Regions from separate parts of the Mus musculus genome. Here region 2 is linked to region 1. Evidence: chromatin loops called from intact Hi-C (ENCODE). Cell type or tissue: left cerebral cortex. All regions are shown on one strand.

The links. Hi-C counts contacts between places; a loop is a spot of excess contacts. Peaks named below come from ENCODE experiments on the same cell type or tissue, not always from the same donor. Only the 100,000 strongest peaks of a DNase experiment are listed, where the experiment ranks them.
Region 2: a loop joins it to region 1, with 2.2 times the contacts of the local background. A loop is called at or near these places in 3 of 42 quality-filtered maps.

What each region holds. Positions count from the first base shown.
Region 1 is chr17:31,561,074-31,569,073 of GRCm38, reverse strand. It overlaps Pknox1 (Pbx/knotted 1 homeobox), which reads right to left and starts at 4,301. Exons shown (of 11, transcript NM_016670.3): 1 at 4,186-4,301. In left cerebral cortex, a CTCF peak has its summit at 3,087; DNase peaks (open chromatin) are centred at 3,794, 4,283, 4,602, 5,120 and 3 more places; H3K4me3 peaks cover 3,505 bases; H3K27ac peaks cover 2,464 bases.
Region 2 is chr17:31,629,702-31,637,701 of GRCm38, reverse strand. Cbs (cystathionine beta-synthase) reads left to right here and starts at 497. Exons shown (of 17, transcript NM_144855.3): 1 at 497-619; 2 at 4,548-4,874. The coding sequence starts at 4,675. In left cerebral cortex, no CTCF peak of the experiment used is centred here; DNase peaks (open chromatin) are centred at 425 and 4,399; H3K4me3 peaks cover 1,528 bases; H3K27ac peaks cover 1,022 bases.

The DNA.
Region 1 (8,000 bases):
CCACAGTGCAGTGCAGGAAGAGGCCCCAGCAGGCCCTTCTTCCAGCAGGTGCTGCCTTTCCATACCAGATTCCCTGTCAACCCAGGAGTACATGTTGAGTGGATGAGAAGAAAGCCAGTTTTCAGATGGAAAACACAAAGTCAAAAGTTAGTGCTCAAAGGCCCCGATATATCAGGCATAACCATAAGATATTAAAAAAAAAAACTGTGACACTTAACATTTTTTTAAATTAATCTCTTTATTGTATGTGTGTACAACACCACAGCTAGTGTGGGGTTAAGGGAAGCTGCAAGGAGTCACTTCTCTTCTTACACCATGTGGGGTCTGGGGCTGAACTCAGGTTGTCAGGCTTGGTGACAAACAACTTTCTTTACCTGCTGAGCCATCTCTCTGGCCCAACTTTAAAATTTTAAAGTAAGAAACATTTATGTTAACATGCATAAAATTATATGATATTGCCAGATACAGAAGTACTTTTAACAACTTATACATAAAGTATATGCACATAAACTAGATTCAGAAGTGGGCAAAGAATTTAAAAGATATTTCTCCAAAGAAAACACACAAATGTCAAATCCATGAAAAGATGTTCACCATCACTAAGCACTAGAAAATGCAATTTATACAGTAAATTGTTATCTCACATACAAGGACAATTTAAAAACCAACCACACAGAAAACTGATGCTGTAAGTGGAGCTCAGGGATAGAGTGCTTGTCTGTTTACAAAGCTCTGGTCTCTTGCCACAAAACAACCAAACACTCAAATCCCAGGATGTGGAGAATCTGGAAACCCTGAGTAGAGCAGTGCTATTGTGGAAAAACAGGACAATGGTTCTTTAACCAACATGGTGTGGACATCTACTCCTGAGACTGTGTCAAACGCCCGGAAAGCAGAGCCCAAATACTCGCACACTCATTCATGTTCATGACCACATTACCCATGATAGCCAAAAGGCAGGCAGAACCAAAATTCCAGCAATGGTAGATGAACAAAATGGAGGGCATACACAGGATGGAACTTTATTAGGCTTAAAAATATGGAAATGCAGACCCAAGGTAAAATATGAATGCAACTTAGCTAAATGAAATGAGTCAATCACACAAAAGTAATTATTCCACTTATATGGGATACCTAAAATTGACCCCTTCAGACATACAGGAAGTAAACTGTGGTTGCTGGCAAGAAAATGAAGGGGCGTTTGATGTTTAAAAAGACAGCTCCCAGCTGTCCGTGCGGATGGTGATGTGTAGGAAGAACGAGCACAGAAGTCTCATGTCCATGGCTAACAAAAGGGAAGGCGGCAAAAGTGAGGACTGAGAGAACATGAGGTAGAGACAACATGGTGACTACAAAGGGAGCCCACTGGACACCTGTCGTCTTATCCCAGTGAGCACACACACAGAGTCACCAGAGAAGGCTTACCTCTATCAGAAGGTGGGCCTTCAGGTGACAGGATTGCCCTGAACAGAAATTATGTTATATACACAGAGCACTGACAACCCATGCTAACCAGTTTACCCTCAGACGGGAAGAAGGGCCTTGTGACTTTACCCATCAGGATGGCCACGCTCTATCACTCCAGAGAAAGGCCCAAGATGATAAAATCATCTGGAGCAGGGATATTTGGAATGACAGGGCTTTGTAAAGCAAGAGTTCCGTCAGTGAACTGCATCCCCTACCTCATGGTTTTCAAGATTCTGTAAATGTTCCCCCCCCCCGCCACCTCCCTGAAAATCCTTGGAGTAAGAAGCTACGCCATCCGCTTCCCATGATGCTGTTCCAAGAACCACAGAACATCAGAGACACAATTCCCAACCACAGGCCACACTGCCTGCCTTCTGGGGGGAACTTCCTAAACAATAGCTCAACAGCAGGGGCTGTAGCAGTTGAGGTACCTGGCATACCCTCAGTAATGTAACACGAAGCAGCCTTTGTGGCCAGGCCTTTGTCTGCTTTGCACCAAATGACTGTCCAGTCCACTTTGTTCATCCTACCAATCCTACCACATACAACATACTTTCACTCTAGACAAGATGGAAACTTTCACTCTAGACAAGAACTCCCTGTGTTTCAGCACAGCTAACTGTAAGACAGCCTAACCCACCAAAGGCTGTGGCTAACTTCTCTTACCCTCAACCACTGTTAGACCACACCACATCAGGACATCAAGCTCTCCTGACTGTTGTACTTCTTGAATTCCTTGTCACCTCTGCCAACAAAAAATTTGCCAGGTCATGAAGAGGGCCCTGAACATCCATTCATCCATATTCCTACCAAAGACAGCTGAATGTACATGGGTTTCTAAAAAGGACAGAAACTGACAAAAACAAAAAGGAAGCATCTTCAGCGAGGAAGGCAATCAGATCAGATGAGCAAAACCAGTGTGAGGCATGTCCACAAAGCATTTAAGTTGTCACAGAAACCTCACCACACTCCCAAAGGACTTGGAAAGCTCTGCTCAGCCCGGCTGCACAGGGAGCTAATCCGGGGCTCCGATGAGACACTTTGGCCCAATACTTTTTTTAAGACAGGGTTCTCTATGTAGCCATGACTATCTTGATTGAACTCTATAGCCCAGACTAAAGAGGTCCACCTGCCTCTGCCTCCTGAGTGCTGGAATTAGGAGCGTGCCACCACCACCTCGCTAGATCAGATATTTTTGAGAGCTATTCCAACATGACTGGTACTCTTTTTGACCCTGGGAAAGTTTCAGCTCCTGGATCCACACTTCGAACTTTGGCAAATCTCTTTTCCTCTCAACAGTTCTGGTTTTAACTGTGCAGGGCCAAAGTGAAGCTTGTAACTGAATGTTACTACTCCTACAGTGACTTTGTTTCCACAATTCACAATCAGGACCTCCTAAAGTTAGGATACAAGGCCACAGAAACGTTACCAAATGTAAACTGCCGCCCCCTGAATCACAGAGCTGGTTGGGGGCGGGGGGGGGGGGGGGAACCGAGCTATCTTCCCAGCCATCCTTGTTCTATCCTAAAGCACAGGGGTCTCTCTTAAGGAGCATCAACTCCTGGTGCCCTGGTGGCCAAAGTTCTCCAGGAAGAACCTTAAGCTTCAACGGTACCTCACACAATGGTGGATCTAAGACTCAGCGCGCTATTGCCAACGGGATGGCCCGCACAGGCTGGGAGGGTTTAGGGACTCTTGCCTGCCTCACCTGGACACCGAATGAGCAACAAAAAGCGTGCTAGCAACGCGTTCCCGCCTCAGTCAAATCCTTCCCTGGAGTGTTTAGGGAAAGCTCATTTTTCTAGTGCTATGACAGGAGGCCTGCTTAGAGGCGTGTTCTTCCATCCTTTAGTGGAAATCACCCACATCTTTAAAAAAAATAAAATAAAACAAAAACAAGTCACTTCTGGAAGAGGCTTCCCTGTCGAGCCGACACCCACGTCTCAACTATCCAGAATCCCTGATGTGTGCTCAATCTTGGCCCCCGTGGCCCGCGCGCTCCCGGCTGGCGCGGTGGGACCGACCGCGCAGGCTACGGCCTCCGGAGCCTGGAGCCGCGACGTCGCCGGGCTCGGTGCTCCTAGCCGCACCGCTTCCCTTCTCAGATACACACGGAGCAGGCACAGCGGACCAAGCGCTCCTCGAGAAGCTCTCCCCGACGGGCCGTGGACACGCGCGACACGCTGTCACCATCCGCGGACTCCCCCGGGAAGCCCCACACCGGCTCCGGCCGCCCCTCTGGGCTGCCGACCCCGCCGCCATCTTCCTGCCGCGCCGCCCCCGGGCCTCGGCCCTCGGCCCTCAGCCCGCCGCCGCGCGCCCCCGCCGGCCCGCGCGCCCCCGCAGCCGCGAGCTGCACTCCGTGAGCGACGGTTAGGCGCGCGCTTCGAGCGGGCCCAGCGCGGAGGCCCTGCCGCCTTCGAGAAATTTCCGCGCCCCTGAACCCACACAGGAAAACAAGCCGGGCGCGCCCCCGCGCCGCGGCCTCAGCGCCCCCTCCCCCCATCGGCGCACCCCTCCCCCCGCCCCCGCCCCCGCCCCGGGCGCGGGTCAAGTGCGGCCCGGGGCACCGCCCGCCCGACCGCCCGCCTGGCCCGCGGCGGAAGAGGCAGCGGCGGAGGCGGCGGCAGCGGCGGCCTCGGCCGGTGTGATTGATAGGGACGGCGGCAGCGAGAGCGGCGGCGGCGGCGGCGGCGGAGCGGTTGAGTGACAGCTTACCTGGGTGCCAATCTTCATCACACTGACAAGCGGCTGCAGCAATCGGGACCCGCAGTGCCGCGCCCGCGTCCAACCGTCACGCCGACGCCGGGCCACGCGACACAGCCTCGCTCAATGGGAGGAGGGCGACGCCGATGCGCGCCGCATCAATATTCACCGCGGGGGCGGGGCCTGCCGACCCCGGGCCCCGCCCCCGCCCAGCGCGACGGCGGGCGGGGGGCGGGGCGGGTGGGGCGGGGGCGAGGCAGGGGGCGGGGGAGGGCCCAAGCGGGGCGGGGCAGAGGCCGGTCCCGCCCCGCTGCGCGCACTCAGCCAGGCCCCACCCAGCGGCCCAGCCCGGGCGCCAGTAGCAGCCTGCCCCGCCCCAGAGGCAGAGCTTATGTTTCATGACCACGCCGTGGGGCGTGGCCCAGAGAGCTATAGACCACGCCTCCTCTGCGCACTCGTCTGCTCCCTCCCTTCGGATAAAGGTTTGTGGAACTGGGTGGAACCATCTGCAGCTCAGGCGGGGAGTACGGGCTGTACCATCAGAGGACCTTCGCGATTCTGGGCCTCCCGGCTCTAGCCCTTCGTTCTGAGCGGCGCCTCGCAATCAAGGTTCTGGAGCTGGGGTAGGCGCGAGGAGGTAGGCGTTCATCTTTAAAGACCGAAGGACTGAGCGCTTGAGATGTTTGCCCTGGGATCTAACCATGGATGCAGTCTCCTGACTGACCGTGAAGTGACTGCGGTCTGACATCTGGTCCGTTAGGACTCCAGGCCAAAAAAAAAAAAAAAAAAAAAAAAAAAAAAAAGAAAGAAAAAGAAAGAAAGAGACCTTTCCTTAGGAGGACTGGACAGTGTTGTCTCTAGTTGAAGCTCTGCCTAACCAGATCATCTGCAGCAGCGTACCCCGGGCCCCGTGGCTTCACTGATCGAAGTAAAAGACAGAGCGAAAGAGGCCCTCAATTTGCCTGGCTTGTCTAGGCAACAGTTTTATGCAGTGGCCGCCTGAGTGTGTGATCGGTGCTTCTCATCCGTACACAGATTAAAGCGGTTCTGATGACCCCACACTCCTCAGGAGGAGCCTTGTACCCCAGGACTGTTGGCTGGAAGGGGCCTGAGGAAGCCGCAGCATGTGTTTGGTAGGACACCCTCCTGTGTCCTCAAGGCTCCACAGACACCCCAAGGCATCACTCTCTTTGTAGCTACAGTTCGGTTCACCACAGAACCCACGTGGAAGGAGAAAACCAACTACCAACACATGTGTGGTATGCACACACATTTGTCCACATACAATAGCAACAACAATATTAAAATTTGAAAAACTGGGTTTGGGAGCTGAAGATATGGCTCAGCTGATAAGAGTGCTTACCTAGCATACACAAAACCCTAGGTGGGATCCCCAACACACATTAAACCTTACCAGGTTTAATATGGTGACATATGCCTGTTATCTCAGCACTTGGGTAGTCGAAGCACAAAGATCAGAAGGTCAAATTCATTCTTATCTACCTTTTGAGGTCCTAGCCAATATGGAATACATAGGGACCTTGCCTCAAAGAACAAAGTTATTAAGCATTGCAGGGATTAGCCGGGCGTGGTGGCGCACGCCTTTAATCCCAGCACTCGGGAGGCAGAGGCAGGCAGATTTCTGAGTTCGAGGTCAGCCTGGTCTACAAAGTGATCTCCAGGACAGCCAGGGCTATACAGAGAAACCCTGTCTCGAAAAAACAAAAAACAAAACAAAACAAAAAAAAAAAATTGCAGGGATTAACCAAAGAGAGTATCCTGTTTTGCTTTCCATTGCTGTGTTAAAACCCCGACCAAAACAACCTGGGAAAGGCTTATTTGGTTTTTATTTCCACATCATGGCCTGTCACCAAGGGATGTTAAGGCAGGAACTGAAGCTGGGCTGTTACTCCTCTCCATGGTTTGATCATCGTAATTTCTATACAACTGTGGATCACCTGCCCAGGGTTGTCAACACCCACAATGGTTGGGTCATTAGATCACCATACCATAGGTCCCAGGAATCCTTTGCTTCCTGTGTGAGACCACACAGGACCTCCTCCTCCTAGGGCTGAGATCCAGATGGCTTCTAAGGAAAGAATATTATACATTTAACGCTATTTACCATTCGTTCTGTGTCTTTTTTTAAAGATATTATTTATTTGTCTTATATATAAGACAAGTACACTGTAGCTGTCTTCAGACACAACAGAAGAGGGCATCTGATCCCATTACAGATGGTTGTGAGCCACCATGTGGTTGCTGGGAATTGAACCAGGACCTCTGGAAGAACAGTCAGTGCTCTTAACTGCTGAGCCATTTCTCCAGCCCCCCATTCTGTGTCTTTACAATGCCCTTTAAAGCTTCACTTTTAGGGGTGGGAGAAGTGTCTCTGGGGTTAAAAGCATTATTATTCTTCCAGAGGACCGGAATTTGGTTTCCACCACCAATGTCAGGTAACAAACCACCTGTCACACCAGCTCCAAGGGATCCTACATCACTCTCTGTCATCTGTGGGTCCATACACACAGAAACACATGTACACATACACATAAATAAAAATAAATTATTTTGGATGGCTGGAGAGCTGGCTCAGCACTTTAGAGCACTGACTGCTCGCCCAAAGGTCCTGAGTTCAAATCCCAGCCACCACATGGTGGCTCACAGCCATCTGTAATGGGATCCAATGTACTTGTCTAGTGTGTGTCTGAAAGACAGCTACAGTGTACTCATATAAATACAATAAACAAATCCTTAAGACAATAAATAATTTTAAAAGCTCCTTCACCACTTTCCTAAGGGCCATGTTTCAGAGCATGAGTGAGAAGCCACACACACAGCAACCGTATGCAGAAATTCAAGAGTAGAACTCGCTGAGCAGTGGTGGCACACGATTTTAATCCCAGCATTTGAGAGGCAGAGGCAGGCAGATTTCTGAGTTCGAGGCCAGCCTGGTCTACAAAGTGAGTGCCAGGACAGCCAGGGCTACACAGAAAAACCCTGTCTAAAAAAACCAAAAAAAGAAAAAAGTAGAATCTGTTCCCATTTTTAAAAGGAATGATCTTGGAACTTGCAACCTGCTTTTCCCACTCTTTAGGAAGCACCTGGACATGACCTCACTTTGGAACCTAAAACTTTATCAGATTTTATTTACCCTGATTTTATCCCAACTGTCATTGACAGCAAAGAGGATTTTAGTCCTCTTGAGTATAGGTGCTTGTGGTGGACACATGTCCGCAGGTATAACAGAGGGAGGGAGGGACCAGTTAGTCACCCACACTGTGTGTAGATCAGCCACACTGGACAGTAAGAAAGATAATTGACTGGGATGGAGGCCAGACAGGTGGTAGTGTGTTCCATGCAAAACCCACAGAAGGGTAGAGTGACAAAGGCGGCAACTTGAAGGACTGAGCTTCCGCTCTGGTTTGCAGGGGACCTCACAGAAAAAGAAAGACATGGTAGCCCCTGACCACTAGGACTTCAGTGTGCATATCAGCCCAGTAAGTATCAGATGGACACAGGCCATTCCATGTCGGGTAGAGGAGGACCTTGGGTATCCTTAAGGGATCTGGGGGTCTGGAAGGAGGGTGATGATGAATGTGTGGGGTACTCAGCTACTCAAGAGGCTGAGTCTGGCCGGACGTGGTGGCGCACACCTTTAATCCCAGCACTCAGGAGGCAGAGGCAGGCAGATTTCTGAGTTCGAGGCCAGCCTGGACTATACAGAGAAACCCTGTCTTGAAAAAATAAAAGAGGCTGAGTCTGTGAGTCTGGAGGATTGGGAGTTCAGAGCCAGCCGGAGTGATTTTAGCAAGACACATCTACCT
Region 2 (8,000 bases), 69 kb before region 1:
ATATTGGGGGCGCCCTTCCAGTGACACCACTGACCCAGGCCTCTCAGGCCAGTTGCTTGGAAGAACTCTGGGCTCTTTGAGCGTCAGGTCCTGCCGTTCAGAATAGTGATGTGTGACTCGAGCCTGCCAAGCTAGGAAGCTCCACGTCCTCGAGAGGATCGGGTCCTGGGAAACGAGGTTCCCTGACACTTAGCCAGGCTGTGCCGCAAGGTACAGACCTTTGGGCACAGACCTGGGGCCCCTCCGTGTCGTGTGCCTCACGACAAACACGTGTTAGACGGCAGAACTTCTCCTTTCGAGCTTTTGAGCACAACTCCCAGAGCAAGCAGACACCCCGCTGTGGAGGCCCGGCGTCCAGCCGAGCTTGGCGGAGCCAGAGTGGGGGTGGAGAGGGGAAGGGGTGTGGGGGGGCGGGGTGAGTGGGAGGCCGTTCTGCGGCCCAGGATTGGCGGGTGTCGGCCCTCCGCCCCCCGGCGCCGGGCCAATCGCCGAAGCCTGTTGTGTGTGGCTGGGTTGGTTCTAGACCCGCCACCCTTCCCTGGGATCTGAGCTGGGATCCTGTCCGAGCGTGCTCTCCATCCTAGCACAGGCCGAGCCGTTTTCCCGCGTCCGAGTCTAGGTGAGCTCCGGCCGCACTGACTCCCACGCCGCGCACACAGCGAGATCCTCGCTGCGGTTCGGTAGCCCGCGGGCACTCCCCATCCCTGGGCACGGACTTGGCTTCCTCTGTACCTGGACGCGCAGCTCGTGAGCCCGGTGCCTGACGCGCAGCTCGCTAAGGTCCCCGTGCTCCCACCGGGGCGTCCTGACTTGTCCCTCCACCTCGATGCCACCTGCGTCCATTGCCCTCTTCCCGCTAGTATCGACCTCCCCGCAGCCCTATGCTGAGCACCCACGTGGCCTCAGGTCCCACGACTGCTAGTCTCTGAACGTGGAGCCGGGTTCTAGGGTGACGCGCTAGAGACAAAACTGGGTCATCGATTTCCCCAGTTTTGGATGGAGACCGCTGTTTCGCAAATTGTTCTTTGGGGCACTGGTGCCGGGGTGAGGGTAAATATTGAAGTAGTGTCGTGCGGGGTGGCGGAGTCGTGGGAGAGCGGGTTCTCCTCCTTGTGCGGGACCCAGTTGGGGCGGGGGAGGGCGCGAGACCTAGGGCTGTACACCTGCGGAGAGTTTCCCACGTCACTGCCACACACTGATCGAGTGGCCAGGCGGTCTGTGCGGGAGCGTCATAGTCCTAGGAAAACCCCACTGGAAGAGCGGCCTCTCCGTGTGAGTAGGGAGGGAAGCAGGATACCCTGGGCCACATTCGCCAAGTTTGGGTTCGGGTTGTTCTATGGCTTCCCGTTCCACGAGGACGCTTAAGTGATGGCACTGGGAGAACTGCGCCTGCCATGGGTTTTGGAGAGTTCTACAGCCCGGGTCGCCTAGCAAGAGGACTTTTTAGAGGGCTCTTTTGTTTGTTTGTTTGCTTGTTTGCTTGCTTGCTTGTTTTTCGAGACAGGGTTTCTCTGAATAGCCCTGGCACTCACTTTGTAGACCAGGCTGGCCTCGCCTCGAACTCAGAAATCCACCTGCCTCTGCCTCCGGAGTGCGAGTGCTGAGATTAAGGCGTGCGCCACCTCTCCCGGTTTAGAGAGGGCTCTTGAACCTAAGGAGAGAAGCACCTGTCTAGGCCACCGCCTGGGCGCATGCGTTTTGATGTTAGTTGCTCCTCCCCCACCAAGGGAATGAATAAGATGGGCCAGTGCCAGGTAGGCTCCTGACGTCATTTTAGAGTGCTAGATCACATCTAGAATACTTAGAACACCTAGTTGTTCATGTTAGGCAAACAGAAGTTTGGGGATATGGAGAGATGGCTCAGTGGTTAAGAGCCCTTGGAGTTCTTGCAGAAGCCACTAGTGGCTCACAATCATCTGTACCTACATTTCCAGGGGATCTGACTCTCTCTTCTAGCCTCCAAGAGCAGCAGGCACACACACGCGGTGCACATACATACATGCAAGCAAAACATCCCCATACATATTAGTAAATCTAAAAGATGTATTTATTTATTGGTTGGTTGGTTGTTTGAGACAGGATCTCTACATAGCCCTGGCTGTCCTGGAACTTACTAGGTAGACTAAGCTGGCCTTGAACTCATAAAGAGTCACCTGCCTCTGCCTCCTAGGCTGGGATTAAAGGTATGCACAATGACACCCAGCTTTAAAATAAAATTTTTTTCAAGCTGTGATGCCTCATTCTTCATGGAATAACAAGAAAATGTGTACATGTTGTGTGCACACACATTTTTTTCTTGGCACTGGGCCTGGCACTTGACAACTGCCATATCTCCTCCCACCAAGCTACACATCCAACCGCTAAATAACTTTAATCTGCAATTTAGTCTGATGTGCAAAAATGGCCAACATGGAGGGGGTGCCTTTCCACTTTGTCCACAGAATTGTGCAACTTCTGTTGTCTATACAAGGCTTTGGCTTGTGTTAAATGTCACTTCGACACAGGTTAGAATCATCCGAGAAGGGGTCTCAACAGACAGACTGCCTAGATCTCATTGGCCCGGGGGCCATGTCTGTAGAAAATTGACTTGCTCATTAATTGATGCGGAAGTAGCCAGTCCTGTGGGCTGCACTCTTCTCTAGGCAGGGAGTCCTGAACAGTGTAAGCTCGGGGAAGGCTAGACAGAGGAGGCAGCATGGGTTCCTTTCTTTCTCTTGGTGTTAACTGTGGAAACAATGTGACCAGCTGCCTTCCTGAGCTACAGTTCCTTCCCTCACTTCCTGGAACTGTAATTGAAATAAATCCTTTCTCCCCGCAGTTGCTTTTGGTCAGTATGTTTGTTGTTGTTGTTATTGTTGTTTTAATCACAACTACAGAATGAAAAATAGGACCAGACTCATATTTTTTAAAGATTTATTTATTTATTTATTTATTTATTTATTTATTTATTTATTATATGTAAGTACACTGTAGCTGTCTTCAGACACTCCAGAAGAGGAGTCAGATCTCGTTAAGGATAGTTGTGAGCCACCATGTGGTTGCTGGGATTTCAACTCAGGACCTTCGGAAGAGCAGTTGGTGTTCTTACCTGCTGAGCCATCTCACCAGCCCCCAGACTCATGTTTTTTCATCATCTCCAAAGTCCCTGTGCATTCAACAATTACTGTCTCTGTTGGCATTTTATCTAGGCTCCACCCCACCTTACCTGACAACAGCCAGGTGTGCCTGACTCACTATAAAAGGAGCTGCTGGGGCCCCTCCTTTCTCTTGCTCTTCTCTTCCCTCTCTACCCCCTCCTTCCCCTTCCCCCCCCCCATGTGCTCATGGCTGGCCTCTACTCCTCTACTTTCTCCCCTCCCTTCTTTGTCTTTACTACCCCCTCAAGTCCCCTCCCTATACCCTAAATAAACTCTATTCTATACTATACCATCATGTGGCTGGTCCCTCAGGGGGAAGGGATGCCTCAGCATGGGCTCGCAGAGGCACCCTCTTCCCCCACATCATACCGTGCCTCTACCAAACATATCTCTGGCTTCTTTTTTGATAAAACACAACCATCTCTCCTGCCTTTCTTCAGTGTCCTCTCACTGTATTCCTATTGGCTTACCTGTTCTGGGTCCCTCACGGATGTGAAAACATAGGACAGTTGATTATTCTGTGCACTTTGTATAAATGACATCTCAGGTATGATTGGCTCCTTTCATTGAACACTCTGTCCATCCCTTAAAAAAAAGGTTGATTTATCTGTGTGTATGTCTGAGTACAGATCTCCAGTGCTCATGATTGTAAAGCGAGCACTTTCGATTGCTGAGCCATCTCTACAGCCCCCATCTGTTTCTCTCTTTTTTTTTTTTTTTTGAGTTATGAAAATACATGGTTTTTTTTTTTAATTAGGTATTTTCCTCGTTTACATTTTCAATGCTATCCCAAAGGTCCCCCATACCCACCCCCCCCAATCCCTTACCCACCCACTCCCCCTTTTTGGCCCTGGCGTTCCCCTGTACTGGGGCATATAAAGTTTGCAAGTCCAATGGGCCTCTATTTGCAGTGATGGCCGACTAGGCCATCTTTTGATACATATGCAGCTAAAGACAAGAGCTCTCGGGTACTGGTTAGTTCATATTGTTGTTCCACCTATAGGGTTGCAGTTCCCTTTAGCTCCTTGGGTAATTTCTCTAGCTCCTCCATTGGGGGCCGTGTGATCCATCCAATAGCTGACTGTGATCATCCACTTCTGTGTTTTCTAGGCCCTGGCATAGTCTCACAAGAGAGAGCTATATCTGGGTCCTTTCAGCAAAATCTTGCTAGTCCATCTGTTTCTCTTTGTGGCTGGATAGTATTCTGTCGCATGGACGGGACACATTTTTGTACCTCCATTCATCAGTGACTTAGGATAATAGTCACCTTTTGGCTGAGACAGCCATGAGAATGGGCATTGTAAACATCCATTTTTGTGTGTTTTGGATCTCTGCCTTGGGATTCAATTGCTGCGTCAGATGGTAGTTTATGTTTAACCTTCTGAAAGGAACCCAAACCATTTCCCACAGCAGCTGGAACCTGCTCCTTTTCTCCCATCCTTGCTGAGTTTGTTTGAGTGGAGCCAACACTCCCAGAGGGGACTCAAGAGCCAACGACTTAACACGACAGGTCTTCGCTCCCTCTGAAAATCCCAGCATGCCTTCAGGGACATCCCAGTGTGAAGATGGCTCTGCTGGGGGCTTCCAGCACTTGGACATGCACTCAGAAAAGAGACAACTGGAGAAGGGCCCCTCAGGGGACAAGGATCGAGTCTGGATCCGGCCTGATACCCCAAGCAGATGTACCTGGCAGCTGGGCAGGGCCATGGCGGACTCCCCACATTATCACACAGTGCTGTAAGTCTCTGTCTATGATCCCAAGATGGTGGGTTTATTTCCTTGGGTGGGGGAGGGGTGTGGAGGCCATACCTATAATTACTGTGGGGGCGGGGCAGGGGTAGCAACTGTGAAGGCAAAGCTAAGAAAGGTGATTCTTTGGTACTGCAGCTTACATATACTGGTGTTTGGCTCTGGTGGGCTTCTTTTATGGTTGGGCAAAGACTGTCCTTAGCACTGATAGATAATAGGAACCATCCCCCCTTTTTTTGGGGGGGGGGTGTGTTGAGACAGGGTTTCTCTGCGTAGCCCTGGCTGTCCTGGAACTCACTGTGTAGACCAGGCTGGTCTTGAACTCAGAAATCCATCTGCCTCTGCCTCCCAAGTGCTGAGATTTAAGGCATGCACCACCACGCTATAGAAGCCATTCCATGTACATTCAGTCGGTAGTTGGCTTAGGAACATGCACAGTGTCCCACCCTGTTCTAAAGCACCCAGGTTGGAGCCCTGCACGTTCCCACCCTGTTGTAAAAAGCTTTTAGGATTGTCTTCATTGCCTTAGTCTAATGTCTTCAAGATCAAACAAGTAGGTGAAAGCATTTGTGTTTTACATCCTTGAAGTCCGGTTCCCTGTGCGTGGCCACTAGCATTTACTGTTATTGGTTCAGAGAAGTCTGGAGACAGGTGGGAGCACTCAGATGAATTCTTGCCAGGACGACACAGCAGGGGGTAAGAGCCCTGTGGCTCCACCCCACCCCCACCACACCCCCCAAGGGCTCCCAAGAGCCTGGGAACTGCTTGTTCAAAGATGTGTGCATGCTACACACATCAGCCTTAAGGGCAGGTTTGTCCTCAGCTGATCAGCCCTGCTTTGGTAGAAGTCATTGGAAGCACAGAGAGGGACCCCTAGGGAAGGCTCCTGCACTCCATGGGGAGGCGCTGGCTCAGGGCACTGGTATGGGGGCAGATATGGACACAAGGAAAGATGGGACGGGTTGATGAGGGCAAGACAAACCAGCCACTTCCAGAGGCTCTTGATGTGGTTGGTGGCTGTAGAGTGAGGAACAGGTAGGCTTCAGGCAGCTCTGTCGAGGAAATGGGGTTTCTGAGGTCCCGTAGAGCTGCCCTTCTGTGCTGGCAAAGTACGGGCAGTTGATTAGAACCATCACCTGAACAAACACCTGATAACTTTCAGAGTGAGCACACCTGACCCTGTATCCTAAAGCTGTCCCTGCCTGGCCTCCCTGGGGTTCAGGTCAAGCGATCTTGGCCTTGGCTCAGCCTATCCTCACTTTCCTGAGTCCAACCAAGGACAGCAGGGAAGGGAATTCGTCCAGCTCTTCCCCAGGATGTGACTCTGCCTCTCTGGAAGACCTGGTTGAGTCCAACTTGTTGCTGCCTGTTGGTGGTGGTGGTGGTGGTGGGGGGGGGGGGGCTCAGACAGCTTCTCCTTCCACCCTGGCACTTCAGGTTCTTAACTCCTCCCCTGACCGGGGGCCAAAGGTGACCGAGGCTTCTATTTCATCAGTTTGGCTCCAGTGTGAGAAGCCTAGGGCAGGGAAGGCAGGAAGCCAGGGACCAGCATCCTGGCAAAACCTTGAAGTCTTGCTGTGGGGCGCAGATCCCTAAGCAGGGTTGATGAGTTCAACCCAGGATGGGAGTGTGTGGGTGTGCAGCCACTCTGGAGCCTGCGGATAGAGAGCCATGGAGAGACTGCTCTGGAAACCGTACTGGTGACACTGTGCTATCATTGAAATGCTGCAGAGCAGCCCTGCAGCCACAAGCTTGACCTGTCACAGGCTTGTAGCCCTGGGCCTTTTGTTTCTTGGCATCACTTCTGCCTTGCTGGCCCAATAATGCCAGGCTTCTGGGGACTCTGGGAGCATGATACCCGAGGACCTACCCCTGCGAGGGAGGCACTTCAGTTATTCAGAGACCTGAATGGAAAGCAATTGGGGTATTCTGGAGTCTGAGGGATCAGAGGGTTAAATTTTCCAAGCAAGATAGGCTGGGTCTATTGTCTCCAAGTCAGGGTTTGTTTGTTATTGAGGTGAGATCTTGTTTTAGACCCTAGATTGGCCTGGGTCATGAACTTAGAGCAATCCTCCTGCCTCAGCCTCCCCAAGTACTAGGATTACAGGCATATGGTACCATGCCTGGCTGTTTGTAGTTTGAGACAGTGGCTTGCTGTTGTGGGAAATAGCATCCTGAAGACTGGCAGCATGAGCAATCAAAGAATTTACCAGGGATCAAAAGAGAAGAAGACAGAATTTACTAAGATGTGTTATCTGTAGCAGGTGAATTCCCAGAGAGAGACCGTGAGGCTGAGAGGGAGCAAGATCTGGGTAGGGATGTTCCAGGCAGGGACTCAATGTATCCCCGGGCTAGCTTCAAACTTACTATGTAGCAAGAATGACCTGGAAACCAGATTCTCCAGTCTCTGTGTCCTAAGGGCTGGAATTACAGTGTACCATTTTGCCTGCCGAGAGTTCCCCTGTAAATTAGGGAGAAGTTACATCATGCCTTGGTTAGGGTTTTACTACTGTGAACAGACACCATGACCAAGGCAACTTTATGTTTGTTTGTTTGTTTGTTTTGTTTTTGTATTTCAAGACAGGGTTTCTCTGTATAGCTCTCTCTGTAGACCAGGCTGGCCTCGAATTCAGAAATCCACCTGCCTCTGCCTCCCAAGTGCTAGGATTAAAGGTGTGCGCCACCACTGCCCGGCATCCAAGGCAACTCTTATAAGGACAACATTTAACTGGGGTTGGCTTACAGGTTCAGAGGTTTAGATCATTATCATCAAGGCAGGGACTTGGTAGCATCCAGGCAGGCTTGGTACAGGAGGACTTAAGAGTTCTACATCTTCTGAAGGCTGCTAGGAAAAGACTGACTTACAGGCAGCTGGGATGAGGGTCTTAAAGCCCATGCCCAACCGGGCCACACCTCCTAAGAGTGCCACTCCCTGGGCCGAGCATTTATAAACTCAGGGGCCCTCTATGCTGGTTCTGCATTTGCATATGTAGACAGAATGCCACTATCTCCTTAAGTAATTTTATAGCACGTCTTTCTTTCTTTTTTTAAAATGCCTTTTGCGACTTTTGTGTCTATTATTATTATTATTATTATTATATGTAAGTACACTGT